4 separate regions of the Homo sapiens genome follow, and regions 2, 3 and 4 are each linked to region 1. The links are chromatin contacts, found by Hi-C or POLR2A ChIA-PET in ENCODE. All regions are on one chromosome and are shown on one strand. The core of a region is the stretch at or near the end of the contact, and the rest is flanking DNA. Distances in the headings are between cores, read along the strand shown. Region 1 holds the start of MAGI1 (membrane associated guanylate kinase, WW and PDZ domain containing 1). Region 2 overlaps MAGI1 (membrane associated guanylate kinase, WW and PDZ domain containing 1). Region 3 holds the start of SLC25A26 (solute carrier family 25 member 26). Region 4 overlaps LOC107986095 (a long non-coding RNA gene).

Region 1 (2,774 bases), core at 172-2,671:
TCCTAGCTCACCTGGAGGGGTCGCGGGGTGAAGCAGATTTTCTGATGGGGGAGGTCCAATAAACTACAGACCCTCTCTTTCTGTATACCCACTCAGCAGGTATGGAAACTGACTCGTGGCCAAAGAACGCCAGCTGCATCCCTCCCCCAAGGAGCCAGGACAGCGTCCACCATGCCCCTGACTCAGTTCCCCAACTCTCTCTCGGGTGCAGGCGAGACTGCGCTGCACTTAGTGGCGGAGATAACAGGTTGGCCAGCCAGGCCTGAGAAACGTCCCCCCGCTACCTTGCGCAAACCCAGCCCCCTCTTCGAAACGCAGGTGGGCAAACAACCCTCAACCTCGCAACAACTTTGTGTATTTCACCGCCACCACAGGGCGCACGGCCTCAACTTCTCTTCACTGCGCTCCGAGGAGGGAAGCAGGAAATCGAGAATAAGGGGCAGCCCACAGACCACCCTCCTTTTCTCGGGGCGCCCCCCAAAGGCGCGCCCTGCCTTACCTTGTCTGACGGCCTTGAAGGTGACGGCCTCCTTGCAGCTGTCGATGACCCCCAGCACGTCATAGCGGGGCAAGCCGGACACCCGGACCCCCTGCACCTCCAGAAGCAGCTCCCCTTCGCCCAGCCTCGGGCCCTCGCCGCCGCCGGGAAGCCCCGCTGCCTCGACCGCCGCCACCGCTCCGACGTACGGAAACTCCCCGTGCTCCGCGCCTCCCAGCACCGTCACCCCCAGCTCGCCCTGGGGTCCCCGCTTCACGGTGCATTCGTGAACCCTGCTAGTCCAGTGGTTCTTCTTCTGGATCACTTTGGACATGATGAGTTACACCCCTCCTCCAAAAAAATAAAACGAGAGACAGGTGCCCCCCACAGCACGAGCCCCCAAGCCTCCGCTTGTTCATGGGAGAAACATCTCTCCCCAAATCACAAAACAGGAGAGAGAAACTTGGCAGCCTCGCTCCCCTGCACACGCTCGCGCACTCAAGCCATCATAAAACAAACTTTCTGGGCTTCCCCGCGAGCCCCGCACAGGCGCCCGCGAGCTTTGTTTGCATTCCGGTGCCTCTGGGTCCACGTTCCGGCGCCCGCCCGTGCTCTCCCGGACCAGAGTCCACTCTGCGCCGCTCGGGTTATTTTTTTTTCCTTCCTTCCTTTCTCTCTTGCCTTTTACAAATGCGGTGCCTCCTCTTTGCCTCCCGCCCGGCTCGCCTCTCCTCGCTGGCAGGCTGTTACTGAGGGTGAGGGAAGCCCTTCCAGCCAGTTGCCGGGAGCCCTGAAGACGCGGTGGCGGGGCGGCGGGGAGCAGGGCGGGAGGTAAGTGCTCGCGGCCCCTTTAAGCAGATACAAAGGCTCGGCTTGTTTTGTTACAGTTCATTCTATTCCGCGCCGCGGAGCGCAGCGGCCGGCGACAGGAGACGCGCGCGCATGCGCCCCGCGGCCGCCAGCCGGCCGGCCCACCCCTCCCCTCCTCCCCGAAGGGAGAGATTCCAACGTGCTTCCCGATGGGTCCTAAAACCGACCTGCCGGGAGAAGGCAACTCCCCCCCAACCCTTCCTGAACCCCTATCCTCTCTCCTTTTCTTTCAGTGCCCTGGACTCCGCGGATTCCTTTGGGGCTGGAGGGCCGCACACGTGTTTTACTCCAACTGTTTGCAACTTTTGAAACCCGGGCAATCTGGCTTTGGCATTTGAAAACCATTTCAAACAGGTGGGGGTTGGGGAGGCTGCCACACTCACCCTGGCGCTCACACTCACGCACACGCGCACGCACTCGCGCCGGCCCTAAGCCTCCTAACCGCCCTCGGCCAGTGGCTGGCCAGGCTGTCGGTCACCCAGCCCGGCTGGTTCGCCGCCCCCCTTGCCGCAGGTCCCACTGAAACCCCCGAGACCCGCCCCGGGGCGCTCGCCGCCTCCCTGCCTGCCCTGCGCTTGCGGGTTCGGGTCCTGGCGCGGGGTCTGCCAGGGTCTCTGCGACCCGGGGGAGGGGGACGGTGGGATCCTCCGGTTCCCCAACTGGGATCCCTGTGCGGGTCACACGCGCTCTTACACACACCCGCATCCTTAAACTTTGGGACCAACTTTTTAGGACACGGGAAACTACAGGCAAGAGAGAGAAGCCATGGTGCTAGTGTGGGTTCAGGTATTCAACCAAAAAAGAGATCCCTCTAGCTTTTCAACTGCCCTGCCAGCAGAGACTGCTGGACCCAGTCAATCATCTGCCCCGGCCTCAAGTTCCTGGCAGGGCCGAGAAGCCTGCGGACCTACTCCGGGGCCAGGAGATAAGGATCCCCGCCGGGCGCGGACATGCCCTGCGTCCTGGCGCCCGCGGGGGCGTGAGAGAACTCGGAATTCGCAGCCCGGGGGTAGCTGCGGCCTCCGGAGGTCGCCCGGGGGTGCGGATGGAGTGACTTCTGTCCCGGCGAGGTGGCGGACAGAAAGACTCCCATACCACAGGAAGGCTGCCCTTCCCAAATACTCCTCAAATCAGGCTGCTGAGTAGTCTCCCCAGCAGTTTGTTTTCCTCTTTAGTGATGTATAATTTTGTTCATCTTTGGTCACAGGAGAGATTCCAAGAAATGAGGGGGGTACGTTGAAACGATGAAGAAAGGATGGACACAGCAGTCGAGGTTGAGAGGTAGGCTCAGGGGTCCACCCTTGTGTGACCTTGAGCAAGCTTGGTGACCTCCGCGCCTCCGTTTCTCGCTGATCAAATAAGTAGAACAAGACCTCACAGGGTTCTTGGAAGTATTACGTGGGAAAACACTTATAAAGTGGCAAAT
Region 2 (2,774 bases), core at 145-2,644, 180 kb before region 1:
ACCATATTTTATTAAATGATTTCAAAATGCTTCTCTCTGTTTGATGCATTTTGCTGCTGATACTCAATATGGAAGCCTTCCAGGGAGAAAGTGGTTATCTCAATCAAGAAGTGCCCCGACAGGCCAGGTGTGGTGGCTCACATCTATAATCCCAGCACTTTGGGAGGCCAAGGCTGGTGGATCACCTGAGGTTGGGAGTTGGAGACTAGCCTGGCCAACATGGTGAAACTTCATCCCCACTAAAAATACAAAAAAAATTAGCCGGGTGTTGTGGTGCACACCTGTAGCCCCAGCTACTCAGCAGGCTGAAGCAGGAGAATCACTTGAACCAGGGAGGTGGAGGTTGCAGTGAGCCAAGATCATGCCATTGCACTCCAGCCTGGGCAACAGAGCGAGACTCTGTCTCAAAAAAAAAAGTTGCCCTGACAAAAACAGGTTAGCTGTGTAAAAATTCTAATCTTTTATTTAAAGGTTTAAAAAAAAAAAAAAAAGCATCGGCTACTCAGGAGGCTGAGATGGGAGGATCCCTTGAGGCCAGGCGTTTCAGAAGAGTCTGGGCAACAAAGTGAGACCCTGTTTCAAATTTAAGACAAAACACAACAAAGAAGTAGCAGAAAGAAACAAGGAGACATGAGTACATGCAATACACTTTCTCCTTTTCACTCAAGGATTTTGCTGTCCCAGTAAATGTGACAGTGCTTTGTACATACAACTTTGAAAGAATAGGTGCATGAGGCAATAATGTGCCTCCATCTCTCCATGAAAATCCTGAGTTCTCCTCAAAAGCTCAGAAATTCCCATGCCAGCGTCTTCACAACCACCATTTCCATGTGATTAAAATAAACAGCCACCTTTTCTGAAAAATGGATAACTTTGCAATATGTTCATGGAAAAGCTCAATGCTGTTCTTACAAATACTACTCAAGGAAGTTTTGTTTGGAAGAATTTGAATAAAATGTCCCACGAGAGGGTTCTGCAAATGAGGCACAAACCTAAAAACACAGCTAGTCTCTGTCACCTAAATGAGCTGCTGTGGCCTGGCTCATCTGGTAGCACCATGACTCGCAGTTCCTGCAAACCTCCCAGGGTGCAAAGCCATGACAGATGGTCACACTACTGAAAGGGGAATACCTACAACCACAACCAAAGGGAGAAGTCCACAGAAGTCCACAACCAAAGGGAGAAGTATGACACCTTGGAAACGTAAACAGCATCCCCTAATCAAGGGCTGCAAAGTCAAACGTCTACAGGGACAAGGAAGGTAATATAAATAACTACGTACAACATCTGCTGGGTATTATGCAAGAGGGGATGGATGGTGCTGGCTGCAGCTGCAGAGGGTGTGCCACACCTGAAGCATAAAAATTATTATTTAAACTCTGGGCTGATAAAAACCTGCCCAAATCCGTGGGGGGCGGGGGTGAGTTTACAGCCTGAAGCACTTAGCACCCTAACCAGCAGACAGGATGTGCTCATTAAAAGATGCCATTATAAGCAGGAAGCCTTGTGAGTCCACAAGAGAAAAAAAGGCCTGTGAAATGTTTGCTTTGAGATCCGCAGAAAGAGATAAACAGTACCAAAGAAATGGGAGGAAAGGGCTTGGTGCGATGGCTCACACCTGTAATCCCAACACTTTGGGAGACAAGGCAGGAGAATTGATTGAGGCCAGGAGTCTGAGACCAGCCTGGGCAAGCTAAGACCCCCATCTCTACAAATAAAATAAAGTAACTTTAAAAATAAAATAAAATAAAATGGCCCAGCATAGTGGCTTGCACCAGTAATCCTAACTACTCAGAGACTGAGGCAGGGGGGATCACTTAAGCCCCAGAGTTATAGGCTGCAGTGAGCAATGATGAGACCACTGCATCCCTGCCTGGGCAACAGAGTAAGACCTTGGAGGAGACGGGAGATGGGGAGGAGAGAGGGGAGGGGAAGGGAGAAACAGAGAGAGAGAAAGGAAAAAAAGAGAAAAGAAAGGAAAAGAAAAGAAAACATAATTAAATAAAATCAGAAAGTAGGAGATAGCACATGTAGATTTGTAAGAACCAACACCGGATAGCCCATTAACCCCCATAGATACATTGGCTCTGGTGGGGAAAAGCACCATGCCAATTCAAGCAAATGTGAAATGAAGCCCTTCATTCATGTGTATCCACTCACTCATTCTTTCCCTCACTTACGCAACAGCTAGTCACTGGAAGCTTCTCGCATGCCAGGCACCCCTGGCTCTGGCCTGAGGACATGGTGTTAGACCAACACAGGACTCTTCCAGAGCTTACTGTGTCCAGCACTGACCAGCAGAATTTTCTTGATGATGGATGTATTTTAGATCTGCTTTGCCCTATATGATTGCTACATGTGTCTACTGAGCATTTGAAATATGACTATGGCAACTGAGGGACTGGGTGGGAGGAGTATTTTATTATGTTTAATTTTAACTAACTTATATTTCGATTTAAATAGTCACATATGGCTAATGGCTACCATAGTGGATAGTAAAGGTCTAGGTAGGGTGTCCAGGCATCGCCCTCGGGTTGGGGAGAAGAAAAAGCAAAAGGGAATAGAAGACTCCAGAAGAGTAGAATGCAGGTTTTACCTCCCTGTATACTCATAACTTTCTCTATACCAATCAAATGCACAGCTTATCCATTCCTGCCTCCCACAACCCTGTAACATACCCTCCCAGATGGCAGAAGTTAAAAATGAATGGCAGATGGTGACACTCAATGTCCTACTCAATAAAGTGTGACCAGAGCAAGACTCGATGAACTCAG
Region 3 (2,774 bases), core at 97-2,596, 180 kb after region 1:
GGAAGAGTGACAGGAGACACCAGCTGAGAGGTGTATACCATGCTAGGGAGCTGGACTGTCTCCATTGGCAGCAGAGGGGAGTTGTAAGCAGGGAAATAACATTACCATCACCTTTAGAGAGTACTTTCTATGAGCCAGGAACTAGGCTAAGAACTTGAGTGCATTATCTCATTTAATCTATTAATATAATAGTACCGCATGACAAAGTGACTATCATTATCGCCACTTTACAGGGGAGAAAACTTAATCTTGGAAAACTTATCCCCAAACCCAGCAGGTGATAGAATTTGAATTCCATCTAACACCTAAAGCTATTCTGCGTATCATTTCTAGATCATTTTACCTAGAAGAGAATAAGAATAATTATAAGAATAATTCTAGCAGTGTTATAGAATAGGGATTGAAGAAAGGCCAGGCAAGGAGCCTGCTCAGGTTATTATAACGGTTTTGAGGAAAGATGATGAGGGCATTAAGTATATTTTCAGTGCTTGCTCTGCTGTGTTCTCTGTAGCCACATTGAGTCGGTTACTTGTTGGAGCATCAGGAGCCTCTGTAAAATGAGGACACTAGTGTTGCTGACATCATAGGGTTGGTGAAAGGATTAAATGAAAAAATGTCTGTCAATCACTTAGCACCACGTCTGAGATGTAGTTGGCCCTTAATATATACAGAAGTTTACAAGGTATTTGTTTGTTTAATAAAGACAGGTCCACTCCAAGAAATGTTATTAAGTACTTAATAACGTGTGCTTTGAGGTGTACACATGAGTACAACAGCGAACAACATGAGCAGGTAAATAACTGAACAAACAAATAATTTTAAATGCAGTAACTCTGTAAAGAGAAATGGAGGATGCTAATTTTTAACTCCGGTCAGGAAACTTCTGATGTATTTTTCTATATCTTTATTTAATAATCTTCTGATAATGAGTTAATTTAATATAAACTCAGATAAAATTTTTTGACAAAACTAAGAGATAAACCAAAATGAAATATCCGATTAGGATCCCGAATCGCGCCTCCCGAGGTTAGTACTACCCCTCACGACTCCTCCCTCCGCCACAGCCACGCCTCTTCTGGGTTTACAGTTCAGAATCACGCCGGCCTCATTCTACCGCTGCTCTCTCCTGGATCTCGGCCACGGATCTTTTGCTCGCGAAAGTTCCTCCGTCTAGCTGCACACAACGCTGCTGCAGGAAACCGAGGTAAGGGATTTGCCGAGACTTAGCTCCACCACACTCCCCGAGGCCCCGCCCCTCCTCTCTGGCCCTCCCCTAGGCCCAGGTGTCTCGCGTTGCACGTGCAGTTGTTGTGGTTCTACGTCACGTGGTCCCGGAAGTTCAAGACAGACCCGCCTCAAACATGGCGGCGCCCAGCGCGCGAGGACGTGATCCGCTTCTGCTCCGGCTTGGATTGTAGCCTTGACGAGGTCTGAGCGACCATGGACCGGCCGGGGTTCGTGGCAGCGCTGGTGGTGAGTGCGGGGCGGTGGGGTGGGTTGCTCAGAGTGCCGGCGTCCGGCATTGGAGCCCGCGGGCGTTCTCTGCACTGGTTTTCTTCCGGTTTTGCGGGCTGGACTGTCCTCGGGTTACTGGCAGCCAGGTCTGAGAGGGAGCACGAGGCTCCCAGGCCACCGGCGGGCCAGGTGTTAAGGCTATGTCTGTACTGCCAGGTCATAAGAGCCAGGTGGGGGAAGGAAGGTGAGTCATTGTCTTTTGCACCCTCATTTACTTAAAAAAGAGCTTCTATTATACACTGTTAACTACTCTTTCATTAAATAGTGTAACTACTCTAGAGATCTTGGGAATTAAAGAAATGTATGTAACACAACAACAAAAACCTTACTCACATCGCTCCCAGCCCTTCTATTCAATACTACGTTTCTCATTTTGCTGCATCTCTTTTCAGTCTTAGAAAATGACATGTCCTTCTGTTCATTCAATACATAATCTGCTATTTCTGCTCCAAGCCTAGGCTTTGGAGAAATATTGGTGAGCACACATAGCTCATCGGGAACGCTGCGGAGTCAATAAACAGGCTTAGTATTTAATTCCGTAGCAGAAAACTACGAGAATCAACATGAATTAACAGAAAAAAAAGTCCTTTACCAAATATTTTGGAGCGTCTGGTAGAGGATACTAGATACAGCAGTTAACAAAACAGAGTTTGGCTGCCTACGTTTTCATTGTGTGGAATGGGCAGAGACAGACAAATAATTTTTAAAATGATTTTCATAGGGAAAATGGAGGCCCACAGTGATTTAGTCACTTAATTATCGAATTTTGGTGTTGCAGGTGTTGAGGATAACATGGTGAACAAGATAGACCTGCTCCTAAGGGTCAGGTGTTAGAGACAAAATAGTAAAATGACTGTTGGGATAAATAACAGGTGGGCTAGGTTCAGGGTGTTAGGGGAATATATGGAAGTAGGGATGTCTTAGCCAGACTTGTAGGATGATAGCTTTAAATCTAGATTTGTTGAAACTTGTATAAGGTAGGTCTTAGAAATATAAAGAAATAATGTTACTGATTTTTTTTTTTTTTTTTGAGAAGGAGTCTCACTCTTCGCCCAGGCTGGAGTGTGGTGGCGCCATCTCGGCTCACTGCAGGCTCCACCTCTCGGGTTCACGCCATTCTCCTGCCTCAGCCTCCCGAGTAGCTGGGACTGCAGGTGCCCGCCACTACGCCCAGCTAATTTTTTGGGTTTTTAGTGGAGACGGGGTTTCACCGTGTTAGCCAGGATGGTCTCGATCTCCTGACCTCGTGATCCCGCCCG
Region 4 (2,774 bases), core at 115-2,614, 140 kb after region 1:
AGCAGAGCTGCTTGGCATTATGGGAGAGCAAGTTATCTGGGCAGAAGTCAGAGCTGAAAAATTTTGCTGCAGTGCCTGTTGTTGACCTGATGAGATTTTTTTAAAAAATCCTTCACTGGGGGCGGGGTGGGGGACAGAGAGGGGAAGTAGACAAACTTTTTATTTTTTGGAGTATTTATCTATTGCTTGTCTGTTATGGAATGAAACGTGTCCCCCTCAGATTCATGTGTTGAAGCCCTAACCCCCAGTGTGACTGTATTTGGAGACAGGGCCATAAGGATGTAATTAAGGTTTAATGAGCTTGCAAGAGTGGGGACCTAATCCAATAGGACTGGTGTCCTTATAAGAAGAGAAAGAGACACCAGGAGTGTACATACACAGGAAAAAGGCCATGGGAGGACACAAGGAGAGGGCAGCTGTCTGCAAGCCAGGAAGAGAGCCTTCACCAGAAACCAACCCTGCTGGTACCTTGATCTTGGACTTGCAGCCTTCAGTACTGTGAAAAAATAAATTTCTGTTCTTTAAGCTGCTTGGTCTGTGGTATTCTGTTTGGCAGTTCTAGGCAACTAATACAATGTCTTTTAACACTGAAAGGCAGATTGAAGTTCACTTGTGTATGTGACAAGGCATTGGATACATATTAAGGCCTAGCAGGTAGTGGAGTGGTTAAAAGAATTGGCTGCTGGACTAAGGTAGGCCTGGTTCAAATCCCAGTTGATCACTTACTAGTAGTGTGACCTCCAGCAAATTACTTTGTGTCTTTATGTTTCCTCATCTGTAGGAGAGTAACAATAACAGCTTATATCTGCAAGATTGTTGTGAGGTTAAATACTTTAATGTATACAGAGCATGTCGTAGTTACTGGCAAACGGCACCCTAAAAAATGCTAGCTACGACACTGAGCACCTCATTTGTTTATAGTAGTTTCAGTTTACAAAGTACTTCCATAGCTATTATTTCATTTGATTTTTACAGCAATCTTATGAGATTAGTTGGGAAGGAAATCTTACACCCACTCAAGGGAGGAAGAAACCAAAATTCAGAGAGGAAAGGAACTTGTCCAAGCTCAAATTTCTAAGAAAAGTAGAGCCAGGCTTCAAATCCAGATCCCCTGACTCCAACTTCAGTGCTTTCCTCACTAAATTTGCAGTCCCTCTGAATTCCTCCTTCCCTGATCCCCTCCCCTTGTCTTTTTTTTTTTTTTTTTTTTTTTCACCAAACATGTATTGAGTTTCTATCACATTCCAGGCATTTCCTCTTCTTTCCCTGGACCTGCGTGTCTTTTCTCTTGTTCGTTTGGACCTGGATGTTGTGTGTGTGTGCATGAGCAAGCCTGCCTGGGAGCGTGCCCGTGTGCCCACATTTGGGCATTGAGGGCTCTCATTCTCCCTAAGGGTGGCCTTGCCTTGTTTTAGCTCAAAGACAGCACTTGGCTTTCAAGGATATATTATAAATAGAGCCTTGACAGCACTCTCTTTTCTTATCTGAAAACTGACACGAAGCACAGGCAACTAGGACAAAAAGAAAGAGAACAGGGTCCGTGGTGGAGCAGATAATCAATATCTTTAAATGATTCGAGAGCAGAAATTCCCAAATGGGAGGTGAGAAGAGACCTGAAAATGACAGCCTGAGGAAGTTTGTTGGGCTCTCCTAGGGAGTGAGTGGTAGGGCGCGGTGTTTGAAAAAGCAGATTTCATATTGCAATTTGTTATTTAGAAAAATGTCCCCCAAAAGCTGTTATTCTCATAGTACAAACTATAGAAATTAAAGCTGTCCAGAACCTTTTTGACCTTTGGGATTATGTAAGAGTTATGGCAATTCCCAATGAAACGGGAGGCGGCCTCTGAATTGTGAGAGCTGAGATCATCACCGTGTATTTTTAGCCATTAGGGATTTGAATCTAAAAAGCTGGAAAACACTGTTTCATAGAGTCTTCAGAAAAGAAGCAAGGCCTAAAAGTTGCAAGGAGTCAATGCTTGAAAGGTTCCCATAGAGTTTGAAAAGGCCATAAAACCTAACTCCCCTATTTTACAGATGAGGCAACAAGAGAAGTCGCTGGCACAAGATCTAATGCTTATAACAGGATTGGCTGAGCCCAGCATCGGCCTCAACCTGCAGTGGGCGGCGGGGGGGGGGGGTGGGGTATCAGTAGAAAAGACCAGGGAATCTCTGACAAGTCGTCCTCTGCTCCTAATAAAGAGAATTAAAATGTGCCTTTAGGAGGCTGGGACCAACCCCAGGTCACTAGCTCAATGAGCCTGAAGGATGCAACTGGGGAGGCATTTGGAACACAAAAGCAGATACTCCTGCTGTTCTAGATGGCTTCCTAAGAGCCAGGGTTCTTCAGGTCGGTCTTTCCAAGGACCTAAAGTAGTAGGTTGGACAGCAGGGGATGCGGAGGATCAATGAAGCAGCTGTTGGCTTTCGGTGCATATAAATAATGCACCTCTAAGGCCTAGGGTGTGTTTTGGTTATTCTATACAACAAATACCCAAAAAGTGTTGGTGACCCTTGGCCTTGCATTTCCCCAGACTCTGACCCACACCCTGACCTTGACCTGACCCTCAGCCTGAAGCTGACCCTGAACCTAATCCTTTCGCTGACCCTGACCCTGATTTTGAGCCTCCTGTTGAACCATAGCCTCAGCCTGGCCTGCCATTCACTCTGACACAGGACATGACCTTGTCCTTCATCCTGTTTCTCACACTACCATGACTCTCAGCTATGCTCACCCAGACTCTGACCCTGACATGGACTCAGATTCTCACCCTCAC

The links. Hi-C counts contacts between places; a loop is a spot of excess contacts on that map. ChIA-PET counts read pairs that join two places held with the same protein, here RNA polymerase II (POLR2A). Pooled maps may share reads with other maps.
Region 2: a map of PC-9 shows a loop between it and region 1 (3-fold over the local background). The contact joins the enhancer-like site here to the promoter of MAGI1 in region 1. A Hi-C loop is called at or near these places in 1 of 168 maps with a recorded cell type or tissue (PC-9). POLR2A ChIA-PET finds 5 or more read pairs at or near these places in 1 of 52 experiments (endothelial cell of umbilical vein).
Region 3: a loop to region 1 is called in a map of ascending aorta, with 7 times the contacts of the local background. The contact joins the promoter of SLC25A26 here to the promoter of MAGI1 in region 1. A Hi-C loop is called at or near these places in 6 of 168 maps with a recorded cell type or tissue (Caco-2, ascending aorta, chondrocyte and 3 more), 3 of 37 single-sample maps with no recorded cell type and 25 of 50 pooled maps. POLR2A ChIA-PET finds 5 or more read pairs at or near these places in 4 of 52 experiments (Caco-2, MCF 10A, PC-9 and 1 more).
Region 4: a map of heart left ventricle shows a loop between it and region 1 (4-fold over the local background). The contact joins the enhancer-like site here to the promoter of MAGI1 in region 1. A Hi-C loop is called at or near these places in 24 of 168 maps with a recorded cell type or tissue (A673, Caco-2, Calu3 and 14 more) and 17 of 50 pooled maps. POLR2A ChIA-PET finds 5 or more read pairs at or near these places in 3 of 52 experiments (BJ, OCI-LY7 and WTC11).

What each region holds. Positions count from the first base shown.
Region 1 is chr3:66,037,497-66,040,270 of GRCh38, forward strand. It overlaps MAGI1 (membrane associated guanylate kinase, WW and PDZ domain containing 1), which reads right to left and starts at 1,422. Exons shown (of 23, transcript NM_001033057.2): 1 at 500-1,422. The coding sequence starts at 812. LOC105377128 (a long non-coding RNA gene) reads left to right here and starts at 1,457. Exons shown (of 2, transcript XR_001740440.2): 1 at 1,457-1,702; 2 at 2,556-2,774. RefSeq lists an enhancer at 1-437 and a silencer at 1,390-1,509.
Region 2 is chr3:65,853,702-65,856,475 of GRCh38, forward strand. All of the region lies in intron 1 of MAGI1 (membrane associated guanylate kinase, WW and PDZ domain containing 1), which reads right to left. Among named protein-coding and RNA genes, the nearest start is that of MAGI1-AS1, 39 kb to the right of the region's middle. Within about 2 kb of position 1,395, at least 5 of the 41 ENCODE cell types and tissues checked have a DNase peak (open chromatin) inside an H3K27ac peak, as active enhancers do; they include PC-9, where a contact is called at or near this core.
Region 3 is chr3:66,219,655-66,222,428 of GRCh38, forward strand. It overlaps SLC25A26 (solute carrier family 25 member 26), which reads left to right and starts at 1,347. Exons shown (of 10, transcript NM_001379210.1): 1 at 1,347-1,473. The coding sequence starts at 1,441. RefSeq lists enhancers at 960-1,119, 1,290-1,349, 1,471-1,970.
Region 4 is chr3:66,180,591-66,183,364 of GRCh38, forward strand. The region is part of intron 1 of LOC107986095 (a long non-coding RNA gene); the gene reads right to left. It also overlaps a transcript of SLC25A26 not described here. Among named protein-coding and RNA genes, the nearest start is that of SLC25A26, 39 kb to the right of the region's middle. Within about 2 kb of position 1,365, at least 3 of the 41 ENCODE cell types and tissues checked have a DNase peak (open chromatin) inside an H3K27ac peak, as active enhancers do; they include heart left ventricle and heart right ventricle, where a contact is called at or near this core.